2 separate regions of the Homo sapiens genome follow, and region 2 is linked to region 1. Evidence: chromatin contacts called from ENCODE Hi-C or POLR2A ChIA-PET data. All regions are on one chromosome and are shown on one strand. Each heading gives the region's core, a stretch centred on a gene start or an enhancer-like site at or near the end of the contact. The rest is flanking DNA. Distances are from core to core; before and after follow the strand shown.

The links. A loop is a pair of places that touch in the nucleus more often than their neighbours do. ChIA-PET counts read pairs that join two places held with the same protein, here RNA polymerase II (POLR2A). Pooled maps may share reads with other maps.
Region 2: a map of CD8-positive, alpha-beta T cell shows a loop between it and region 1 (27-fold over the local background). The contact joins the promoter of TTLL5 here to the promoter of SRSF5 in region 1. A Hi-C loop is called at or near these places in 1 of 168 maps with a recorded cell type or tissue (CD8-positive, alpha-beta T cell) and 7 of 50 pooled maps. POLR2A ChIA-PET finds 5 or more read pairs at or near these places in 1 of 52 experiments (activated T-cell).

The regions. Positions count from the first base shown.
Region 1 is chr14:69,765,735-69,768,492 of GRCh38, reverse strand. SRSF5 (serine and arginine rich splicing factor 5) reads right to left here and starts at 1,351. Exons shown (of 8, transcript NM_001320214.2): 1 at 1,238-1,351; 2 at 211-355. The coding sequence starts at 336. It overlaps LOC100289511 (a long non-coding RNA gene), which reads left to right and starts at 780. Exons shown (of 1, transcript NR_029378.1): 1 at 780-2,210. RefSeq lists enhancers at 425-474, 471-1,235, 1,345-1,394, 1,435-1,484.
Region 2 is chr14:75,659,788-75,662,657 of GRCh38, reverse strand. TTLL5 (tubulin tyrosine ligase like 5) reads right to left here and starts at 1,412. Exons shown (of 32, transcript NM_015072.5): 1 at 1,271-1,412. ERG28 (ergosterol biosynthesis 28 homolog) reads left to right here and starts at 1,782. Exons shown (of 5, transcript NM_007176.4): 1 at 1,782-1,883. RefSeq lists an enhancer at 1,341-1,560 and a silencer at 1,671-1,720.

The DNA.
Region 1 (2,758 bases), core at 102-2,601:
CATACAGTCAAACCTAATCAAGGAGCCACTGGGAGTGGGGTTCCAGTGAGCCGGCAAGTTAAAGTTGTTTTCAGCCTCAATAAAATTCAGACATAAGGCTGGGTAACATTTTCTGAAGGCAAATATTCCACCCGGACTCAAGATCGAAAACAACTGCTTATCAAAACTCTACCTACTTAGCAGATAATTCACCCAGTTCTAAATACTTACCACAAAACCAAAGCCTCTTTTCAGATCAATATCTCTTATCCGTCCATATCCCTTGAAGAATCTTTCCACGTCCTTCTCCCTGGCCGCTGGATTTAGTCTCCCGATGAATACCCGACAGCCACTCATGATGTCCGGCTAGTACTTCCTATTAGAAAGTAATTCAATCGAGATAATAGCAATGACTGTCACAGAGAAACGCCTGATTAAACAATCAAAAACATCAACGGCATAAAATGTTTACACAGTGATGTTATGAACGAGATTGCCAACAGAGCCTCTAATGAGGCCAGGTTACCTGCAGACAAAATGAAAACCCAGCTCCCTCCCAACACGGTCCGCTACTGGGCCCAGACCGCAGCAACCGCAACGCCCACTGCCACCTTTCCAACTGCGCAGCCGCACACTCTCCGGGCTCTCCGGCCCCCTCCCATCTGCCGCAGTTAGGAAAGGCCGAGAAGTGCGGGCGGAGCCGCCCGCGCCCTCCGCAAAGCCAGCCCAATGGCGGCCTCGCGGGCGCGTCACAGCGGGTGGAAGCCAGAATCTCGCGACGCCTCGACCGCGCCTGCGCCAACAGCAGCGGGCGGGCGCTCTGCGGCCACAAAATGGCGGCGGTGGAATCAAAGGCAGCAGAGCTGCGCGTGCCAAATTCCCTCTTCCCTTCTCCTCCCAGCAACCCCCTTCTCGGGGGTCACTGCGGCCGCCCTACAAAAGGCCCAGCCGCATCGCCAGCAAAGTCAGGGAGATCCCGGCCCACTATTCTACGTGTCCAGGAGATGAAGACATTAAGACTGGCAGGGACGGGCGCACAACCGCTGTGTAAAAACGACCCGAACAGTGACCGCCCTTTCACCTCAGTACCCCTCAAACAGTATGCCAAAAGGGAGACGTGCCCCAGCGCCCACCTCGAATCAACTGCGCTCATTAGACGCCATCCTCCGCAAAGAGAGCAGCCCCGGCCGCTCACGATCTGAGCGGCCATGAAGAAGCCTCGATCCGAGAAGGCTTGCCCTCAAAGTGAGCCACTCACCTACCGGACGGGGTCTTTGGCGGCTGAGACCCAGACAGGTCCGTAGTCTGCGACGGAGTCGTCGACCTCCACGCAGACCAGGACTTAACTCGTCTACGCCACTCCACAACTGACGCACTTAGCAGCTCTGGCGCTCCACAAAATGGAGGGCGCGTCCTACGTCACTTCCGGGGACGCCCCTGGGCCTTGGGTCCACCCCGTTGGACCTAGGGAAGACGGAAGTTTTGGGAGGGCCGGAAATTTAGGAGGATGTGGGCCTCTCTGACACTGCGAGTGACCGAACCCTGCTCCCGCGGTGGGTGGGGTCGGGGGCGAGAACTCGTTTGGGCTCGGCCGGCTGGTGCCGGAGTCTGGAGGGACATCTGTTGACGTCGTTCGCCCCTGCTAAGTCCTTGGCGTTCGGTTCATCATCATCTCTCCCAGAAGAGTCTCCTGAGAAAAGTGGCAACCCTTCTTGTATCTAAAGTTTTTCTTAGACACCCAGAAGATTACTAATTAGGAGAAACTTAGCTTTGCAGAAATACCTGGCCTTTCCTTAGCTCTTGCTGCTTGCAATTTAAATTTGCCCTCAAAGCAGGGAGCTCCTAGATGTTCGAGTTCTTTTTTCAACCATGCCACAGCTGTGTGGTTTTGTTGTGGTGAGAAGACTAAGGCACTGAAGTATTTTTTAAATGAAAGGATTTTCACTGATGAAATGTTGAAAATGGGACTGCAGCTAGAAGGCTGTCTTGAATTGAGGCTGGAATACAGATTTCTGCATGTCCGTCACTCTGGGAGAGTGGCTGGAAGAGGTTTCAAGCTGTTTTTTGTTGTTTTTTTTGAGACAGTCTTGCTCTGTCGCCCAGGCTGGAGTGCAGTGGCGCGATCTGGGCTCCGCCTCCCGGGTTCACGCCATTCTTCTGCCTCAGCCTCCCGAGTAGCTGCGACTACAGGCGCCCGCCACCACACCGGCTAATTTTTTTGTATTTTTAGTAGAGACGGGGTTTCACCGTGTTAGCCGGGATGGTCTCGATCTCCTGACCTCGTGATCGGCCCGTCTCGGCCTCCCAAAGTGCTGGGATTACAGGCATGAGCCACCGCGCCCGGCCTCAAGCTGCTTTTAAGTCCAAATGGTATTTGGTTAATCCTCTCCGTTCAGATTTCTGTAATGTAACACATGAAAGTTTACAATTCTTTAGAAACAGACAATGCCGTGCTTTCAAAGTGGGTGTAAAACACAGCCCTCCATATTAACTCCCGCGTTGTCCCGATAAGGTTGGTAGACCTAGAAACTTAGGCATAAAGAGATTGCTTAACTTCGCTTTAATGCTTTTATGTAGAACCCAGTGCACCCCATTTTTGAGAAGTGCCTGGAATGTGGAGTTGCATGCTTGCAACTAGAGTTAAACAGAGAAAAAGTAGTTCCGGAAGGAGAGCAACTGACCCTTAACTCGACCTCAGGGGCCTTTAGGCACTCAGAACTGAAACTTGGATAGTTTGTAAGGGATAAGCTTGTCCATTCATAGTTATATGTACAAATAA
Region 2 (2,870 bases), core at 163-2,662, 5.9 Mb before region 1:
AAGGTTTAAGACCCTTGCAGGCCGGGCAGGGTGGCTCACGCCTGTAATCCCAGTACTTTGGGAGGCCAAGGCGGGCGGATCACCTGAGGTCGGGAGTTCGAGACCAGCCTGACTAACATGGAGAAACCCCGTCTTTACTAAAAAAAAAAAAAAAAAATACAAAAAATTAGCCGGGTGTGCTGGCTCATGCCTGTAATCCCAGCTACTCGGGAGGCTGAGGGAGGAGAATCGCTTGAACCCGGGAGGCGGAGGTTGCGGTGAGCCAAGATCGCGCCATTGCACTCCAGCCTGGGCAACAAGAGTGAACTCCGTCTCAAAAAAAAAAAAACAACAAAAAACCCCTGCCAACATTTATTTAGACTCTATGACAAGCACGCTGACAAGATGCCATCATGTTTCCAGTAAAATAAATTCAACAATGAACCGAAAGATGAATATATTCTCTTGAATCAAAGGTCCATATAAATAGGTGGGGGAGGGGAGGAATGCCCTTCCACTCTTAAAAATTATTCTTCCTAAAAATCACAAAGTTTGGTACGACTCTCAAATAGACGATGAAATTAGGAAATTTCCAACACTGCATTTCTAACTTAAAATATTTTTTCTAAAGTAAAAAAGTACATGTTCGTTGTGTGTGTCAGAAGAAGAAATAGGAACTACAAATAAAAGAAACATGTTTAAATGACCATAATCCCAAATTACTCAGCGATAATTACTTGCTGTCAATCCTTCTTAACTTTTCCATGCATTCATAAATACGATGAGACTGTAAATAAGACAAAAAAAAAACAGACCCCGATAATGATCAAAGATCTTCGGCGCAATAGGCAATGTCTAACAACTTCAATGGCTTTCTTCAGGGGATTCTCAACGGGATTTCTTGATCTTTCCCAAAATGCTGGGAAGCCCTTTAAGTTTAAACAAACAAAACCTCCAAACGGGAAGGGATGCCAACCTCTCCTAGGCTGCCTGCAGAGCGGGGAGAAACAGGTCTATCGGAAGAAGAGTAGAGATACTCACCTAAGGAGACTCCTCTCCCGAAAGGAATCTGCTTCTCAGCCCCACCCCCAGCTCACCCCAATCCCACGTAGGTCCGCAGATGCTCCCCCCGGGAAGGACGGGACGACCCCGCAGCCGCGATTCAACGCGGCGCGCCCGGAAGCCAACAGCTACTCCCGGGCTCTGAGCGGGAAGTCCTGCTGCAGGCGCCAGCCCGGACCCGGGAATGCTCCTCCCTAGGGTAGGGAAGCGCGCGGGCGCAGGCGTTTACCTGTCTCATCTTCCCATGGTTCGGGGCGAGCAGGCGTGGACCGCGCTCTGCGCCTACCTCCCTCCTCCTTCCCCAGGAAGGCTCAGGGCAGCCGCCGACGGCTGCTTCCCCGGTTACTACAACAACCAACAAGCAACCGCCCGCTCGGAGCCACTGCGCAGGCGCTCATAACGCTCAGCTGCGGACGCGGGCGAATGTCGTCACCGCCGCGCAGCGCGGGCGCAGAGCCCTGCCCTCAGCTGAAGGGAGTCTTCTTTTTTTTTTTTTTTTCCGCTGTTTTTTTCTCCGCCCCTAAGAGGTTGACTCCAAACCCGGAGTTCCGCTAGGTCCAACAGGAGGGCTTACGGCGTGAGCGGCGTACCTGGGGAGAGGCTTAGGCAGCGGCAACCGCTGATTGGCAGTAAAGGGGTTCACTCCCCATCTCCTGCTCGGGCGAAACCGGGACAGCCAATCAGAGAGAGTACTGACGGAAACGGCCCAATCCTGGAGCAGGGCTGAGGGAGGGGGCGGGGACAAATGGCTCAGGTGGACTCCGGGCTGGAGCTGTCCTGGGGGAGCTTGTTTGCGGCAGCGGCTGCTGCTGCCACTGCTGTGCTGGGGGCCCGGTCGCCAGGTAAGGAGAATATGGGGGAGAAGAGGGATGTAGGTGTCTGTGTTGCTTCTGATTGAGAGGATCCGGAGAGTCTGGAAAAATGGAGGTGGGATGGAAGGAAGATAACTGGAAGGCAACCTTTTGGGGGGAAAAGGTTTCGAGAGGCGATGACAAGGGGGAGCTAGGAAGATGGAGAAGGCTTGGTGAATTCAAGGAACGAAGGAATGGATGAGCGAATGAGCAGCCACTATGAGCCTAGCACTGTACAAAGAGCCTTCACTTTTTGTCATATAATTCTTACAATAGCCCTTCGGGTTGATATTTCTATCTCCATTTTGCAGATGAGGAAACCGAGACTGAAAAGTGTAAATGACTTACCCAGGGTCACACAGCTACTAAGTGGTAGGGCCAGGATAAGAATCCCTTTCTCCTGATTAAGTTTTAACAGCACACCTATGCTGGGCTGGGCTTGGCTGGGCTGGGCCAGGGCCAGGACAAAATTTGGAAATAGATGTTGTATACACTCTAAGAGGCCCTTAAGCTTTAGGGAAATTAGGTTGAGAAATTGGCAGAGCAATTCAGAAGTGCTCAGGCTCTGTCCTCATCAGCTATCTGTTGGGATTTCTAACAGATAACACTTCTGTGAAATGGAAGGCATACTTGTGCAGAAAAGTGGAGAGGTGCATCCATGCAGCTTTTCTAAACCCCGGAGGAGTCTCCTCTTGAGAGAGAGTGAGAAAATAAAGAGGATGGGTGGATCTTGGCCCAAATGATAATGGCCTGTGATGTCCAGTAGACCCTCAGTCTCTCTGATCTTCGACAGAGACCACCTTTGTGATCCAGCTCTCCCTGAAGGGCTCATCAATTCACCCTTCCTTCTCTAGATCTCTTTATTGCTTGTTTGGGGCGGGGAGTTGGCGGGGGGGGGCGGCGGTGTTTCACACTGTCTTGGGCCATTGCTGACTTTAATATCTGTCCCACTGGGTAGCAGAGAACAATACCGAAACT